2 separate regions of the Homo sapiens genome follow, and region 2 is linked to region 1. Evidence: read pairs that join two places in POLR2A ChIA-PET (ENCODE). Cell type or tissue: MCF 10A. All regions are shown on one strand. Links, peaks and the distances in the headings refer to the core of each region. The heading gives the core; the rest is flanking DNA. Region 1 overlaps LOC124900683 (a long non-coding RNA gene). Region 2 overlaps DHX15 (DEAH-box helicase 15).

What was found. Peaks named below come from ENCODE experiments on the same cell type or tissue, not always from the same donor. Only the 100,000 strongest peaks of a DNase experiment are listed, where the experiment ranks them.
Region 2: POLR2A ChIA-PET joins it to region 1 with 5 read pairs; 2 of 35 experiments call an interaction of 5 or more read pairs at or near these places.

Annotation. Positions count from the first base shown.
Region 1 is chr4:24,762,361-24,765,284 of GRCh38, reverse strand. It overlaps LOC124900683 (a long non-coding RNA gene), which reads left to right. Exons shown (of 3, transcript XR_007058079.1): 2 at 1-1,563; 3 at 2,283-2,924. Among named protein-coding and RNA genes, the nearest start is that of SOD3, 32 kb to the left of the region's middle. In MCF 10A, for the core only: no CTCF peak of the experiment used is centred there; a DNase peak (open chromatin) is centred at 1,484.
Region 2 is chr4:24,559,362-24,562,285 of GRCh38, reverse strand. The region is part of intron 3 of DHX15 (DEAH-box helicase 15); the gene reads left to right. Among named protein-coding and RNA genes, the nearest start is that of DHX15, 24 kb to the left of the region's middle. In MCF 10A, for the core only: no CTCF peak of the experiment used is centred there; no DNase peak of the experiment used is centred there.

The DNA.
Region 1 (2,924 bases), core at 124-2,623:
TGCCATCTGGCTTCTTCTAATTGCCTATGATAAAATGAAAGTAAAGAGAATAAACAAATAAACTTTAAAAAACCAACTATTTTATTTTCAAGGGAAATTTGAAAGAAATACAAAGGGCTCAAGAGAATATTTTCAGTCAGCAAAGGATTCTTAAAGTAAGAAAGGACCTTAGGGAAAAGATCAAACTCAGGGCTCTTTCGGGAAAATGCCACCAAAGGGTAAAAATAAAGCCAGAGGGGCAACTTTACAACACTTTTTTTATGATTTCAGAAAGATTTAAAATGGTATCTCCTAGACATGGTCTGCTAGATAAAATGTATCTAAAGATCTTAAGATCATGCTTTGTAGTAGATCACCCCTCTTAAATCATAGAGCTTCTAGGCTCTGAAAGATGTTGCAGCCTTATAGAGAATCAAAGATAGAGAAGAGGCTATCCCAAAGACCCTTTGTGGTATTTGTCCAATGAAGGGACTCTAGTAAGATTCATAAAAGCTAACAAATATTTCAAGGGAATTATATTGGCAGAAGCAATATCATCTTGGTCTGAAAGAGACAGAAGCAGCACAAAATGAAAGTGGTTCTGATCCACAACCTTCTGTGGGAAGGAAGCCAAATGAGAGAGCCACCCCGCCGCACTCACAGGCTGCTTATTATTAAAAGGGAAGGACGACTCAGAGGGAAAAACCAGGAGCCCAGATGGAGGAGCTGAGAACCTAGAGGAGGAATTCCCTAGCACAATCAGTACAAATCAGTACTGATGAACAATCCCCTAGTACAATTAGTACAAATCAGTATTAGTACAATCCACAGTACTGGATGACATGAACAAAGAACTGGTGACAGGTACCCAGTTGAATTTCAAGTTTCTCTGGACTAGTGACTGCTCTGTGCTTGCCATCCCTTCCTTTTGGAATAGGAGTGTCTATTTTATTTATTCTAACCCTTGATCTCTTTAGTCCTGAGGTCTTCAGAAACTTGAGCAGATGAATTTACACCTGGACCTGACTGAGATGATGTGATCCTGAACGTCCAGCCTGAGTCTGATGCTGTAATAGTTGAGCCTTTGGGAGATCTTGATAAGGGAGAGAGTATGTTGCATGTGGGAGGTATGCAAATAAGACTGTAGCAATTTTAAAACATGTCTGTAATTCCTCTGACATTCCTCCCATTGATGGGTGGAGTGTGTATCCCCTCCCCTTGAGTTTGGGCCAGCATTAATGTCTCACTTTTAACCAGAAGAATACAGGAGACATGACACAGCATAACTTTCAAGATCAGATTAGAAAAAGCTACGAAGCTTACACCTGGTGTTCTTGGGATTTTACCTCTGGGAGAAACAAAAACCCTGTAAAGAAATCTGATTATCCTGAGGCTGCTATGCTGGAGAGGCTGCTATGCTGGAGAGGCTGCGTGTAGGTGCTCTGGCTGACAGCCCAGCTAAGCTTTCAGCTGAAACCAACTGCCTGTCATGTGAGTGATCCATCTCGGATGACAAGCCTAGTCATGCCATTGGAGGACTACAGCCCCAACAGAGATCTGAATGCAGTCCACGACAGACTCCAAGTAAGAACTTCCCAACCTTTTTGAATTTCTGACTCATAAAACTGTGAGCAAATGGACCATCCTGGCTAACACAGTGAAACCCCATCTCCACTAAAAATACTAAAAATTAGCCGGGCATGGTGGCGGGCACCTGTAGTCCCAGCTACTCGGGAGGCTGAGTCAGGAGAATGGCATGAACCCGGGAGGCAGAGCTTGAGCACTCCAGCCTGGGCGACAGAGTGAGACTCCGTCTCCAAAGAAAAAAAAATGTGAGCAAATGAACATGACTGGTTTAAACTGCTATTTTTTATTGTTTTTGTTTTGAGACAGCATCTCATTAGGGTCTCATTCTGTTAGCCAGGCTGGAGTGTAGGGGTGCAATCACGGCTCACTGCAGCCTCGTCCTCCCCAAGCTCAGGTGGTCCTCCCACCTCTACCTCCCAAGTAGCTGGGACTGCAGTCACATGCCACCATGCCTGGCTAATTGTTGTATTTTTTTTTGTAAAGAGGGGGTTTTGCCATGTTGCCTACAGTGGTCTCAAACTCCTAGGCCTGAGTGATCTTCCCATCTTGGCTGCCCAAAGTGCTGGGATTACAGGCATGACCCACATTGCCCGGCCTAAACCGCTACGTTTTCAAGTAATTTTGATATGCCCCAATTATAACTAGATTATATTGTTACATAAATATCCTTTGAATTACATAGCTGCTTTCTGTTTTTTTCTTCTTCTTCAATATAGGTAATGAAAACAATCATCTTCCTTGTTTTCCTTCGTTTGGATTATTTCCTTAGAATAACTTTCCAAAGAAGAACAATCAAGTGACAGAGGATGAATATTTTCATAATTTCTAATTCATACTGCCAAATTACTTTCCTAAAAGATAGTACCAATTTGCCACCAGCAACTTATGATATAGAAGTTTTATTGTAACTTCACCAGATTGGGTGTTGTCATCTTAAAGCATATTTAAAAGCATCATAAATTCAAAAGCTGTTCTGGTGGACCTGGTGTGAAATTTCAGTACTCTGATCTTAGGAGGGAATTTACACTCGTTGTAGCCATAGAATCCTCTCCTGCTCAGTCTAACTCAGCCCTTTACTATCTAGTTAGTGCTTTTTTTTTTTTTTTCTCAATAAAATTCTTCTACTGTGTTCTCAGCCTCCTTCTGGAAAGTTGGCCCAGGAGAACATTTGTAGCCTGAGCTAGATCTACTCCTCTGCATTGCTTACATGTATGTCAAAAATAGCCCTGAACTATGCTGACATTCTGGTCTATGTCCAGCTTGATACCAAGTTATCATTGATTGAGAGTTAAGCATGAGTCATGCATATATTCATTTCATTCATTCTCTCAACCAACTTGCAAGATAGACTTTATCCC
Region 2 (2,924 bases), core at 276-2,775, 200 kb after region 1:
TGCCATTCATTTATAATAGATGCCTTTTTCAGGTTGCTTTATTTATGCTTTTTTAACTTTTAGGTTCAAGGGTATATGTGCAGGTTTGCTGTATAGGTAAATTGCATGTTGTAGGAGTTTGGTGTACAGATTTTTTTTTTTTTTTTTTTTTTTTGAGACAGTGTCTCACTCTTCCAGGCTGGAGTGCAGTGACCCAATCTCAGCTCGCTGCAGCCTGTGCCTCCTGGGTTCAAGCGATTCGATTCTCTTGCCTCAGCCTCCCAAGTAGCTGGGGCTACAGGTGCACGCCACCACGCCTGGTGAATTTTTGTATTTTTTGGTAGAGATGGGATTTCCACATGTTGGCCAGGCTGGTCTTGAACTTTGACCTCAAGTGATTGACCTGCTTCGGCCTCCCAAAGTGCTGGGATTACGGGCTGGTGTACAGATTACTTTGTTACTCGGGTAATAAGCATAGTTACCTGACAGGTAGTTTTTCTGATTCTCTTTCTCTTCCCACCCTCCATCCTCTGGTTTGTTGTTCCTTTCTTTGTGTGCATATTTACTCAAAGTTGAGCTCCCAACTGAGAACATGAGGTATTTGGTTTTCTGTTCTTGTGTTAGTTTGCTTAGGATGATGGCCTTTAGCTTCATATATGTTGTCACAAGAACATGATCTCTTTTTTATGGCTGCATAGTATTCCATTGTGTATATGTGCTACTTTTAAAAATGAATTCTACTTTTAATGGACATTTAAGTTGATTCTATGTCTTTGCTATTGTGGATAGTACTGCAGTGAATATACACAGGCCTGTGTCATTATGGTAGAAGGGTTTATATTCTGTATACCCAATAATGGGATTGCTGGGTCAACTGGTAATTCTATTATAAATCTTTGAGAAGTTGCCAAACTGCTTTCCACAATGGCTGAACTAATACAATCCCACCAGCAGTGGATAAGCATTCCCTTTTCTCTACAACCTTGTTATTTTTTGACTTTTTAGTAGCCATGCTGACTGGTATAAGATGGTATCTCATTGTGGTTTTAAGTTGCTTTATTTTTAATGGCTGCATAGCATTTGTGATTGTACCTTAGTTTACTTAACAAATTCTATTGATGGAACCTCATTTGCAGTTTTTGCTATTAGAAACATTTGCTGTCCTCCGTATCCTCTTACAAACTTGTACACACATTTTTTTCACGCATACACATCTGTGAAATAAATTCCCTACAAGTGAAATTGTTCGGGTCATAGAGTATACTTGAATTTTATCAGCTTTTGGCAGATTGCCCTCCATAGAGATTTTTATATACTCTCACCAGTAAGGAATCAGTAAATGAGCATCTGTTTCTTTACCCTTGCCAACTCAGCATTATAAAACTTTTTATCTTTGTCAATCTTGTTAAGTGAAAAATGGGATTACTTTATGGTTTTAATTTGCATTTATTTTCTGTGAAATTGAACATTTTTGTATATTAGCCATTTGTATTTCTTTTTGGAATCTGAGACTGGTGCTTTTTTCATCTTCTCAGGATTTCTACCTAGTTGATAGCTGTTTTTAAGGTGCTATTTTAAAATGCATCTTAGTTTCAGAGAATTTAAATTTGACCAAATATGCGGTATTATAAAATTGATAGAATTAGATGTTTCATCATATGCTTTGCCCATATTTCTATAGTGGATTGGCCTTTTTCTTATAGATTTGTAGGAGCTTATAACAGAATTAGCACCTTGGATATAAGTTGCAATTTTTGCTCAGTTTGTCATACATTTCTTTGCTTTATGACACTTCATGCTACATAGAGACTTGAATTTTGTACACGTATTGAATTAACCACTTTTATGATGTCCAGGTTTTGCATCATACCCTGCCCAGTGTTGGTTTAAATAATTTAATCCATGTATTTTACTATTTTGTTTTTGTTTTAAACATTTAACCAAGCTGGAATTTTACTGGGGAGGGATCATAAGCTTTGAGGTAGGGATTTCTGGTTTTCATTTTATAAAAATGATTTTTTGCCTTTCTTAGGCTTAGTTTGTAATTTTTTGGAATGTTTCATAAAATATATATACATATATATAAATACAAAAATATAAATAAGTAATATATTTGCAGGATGTAATGTTTTACCATGGTTTGTTCAAATCAGAATTAGTGATGTGTTAGGTGTCGTCATCTTGCTGAGATCATAGTTGGCAGTTGGCTTGTAGTTATACTACGCCATCTACATGTGCCTGTTGCAAAAAAATACTTAAGCTAGGTTGATACTGTTCAGTACATGGGGTTTTTGGTATATTTTATTAAGCAGTCACAGTTGAAAAGCTGAACTGTTACTTACTCCAAGGATGTTTTTGCTACTTTAGACATCTTTAGGTAATCTGCTTCTTGTTTAATTTGATTAATTTAGACTAGTGTTTCTTAAACTTTAGCAATCATCAGAATCACTTGAAAACTTGTTAGAGCAGATTGCTATGCCTCACCTTCAAAATTTCTGATTAAGTAGATCTGAGATGAGACTCAAGTTTTGTAGTTCTTACTAGTTCCAAGGTGATGCTAATAAATTTTTAAGAGCATCTCTGCCCTAAAACAGTTGGAAAACACTGTAGATAGTAAGGCACCCAGTAAAGTGTGGAGTTTGGCTATCCTGTGGCACTTTTATTAATTCATCATTGAAACTTCAAACTTAAAATTTTACTATTGTGACTCATTCCTTAGCCTGGATAAATATTTCATTACTACTAAGAAAGTTAGTAAAACTTGACTCTTACATAAAGGAAAATGGACTGTAGTTTTTATCTCCAGTGCCTGATTCTGCCTTTCCTGAGTTCTGTGTCAAGTTAGTTTTTTGTTGTTAAGCAAAGGGTTTCATACATTTAACAGTATAGCAAATCGTCAAGTACTGTTTCTTTTTTTTTTTTTTTTTTTTTAGTGGCTTAAAATT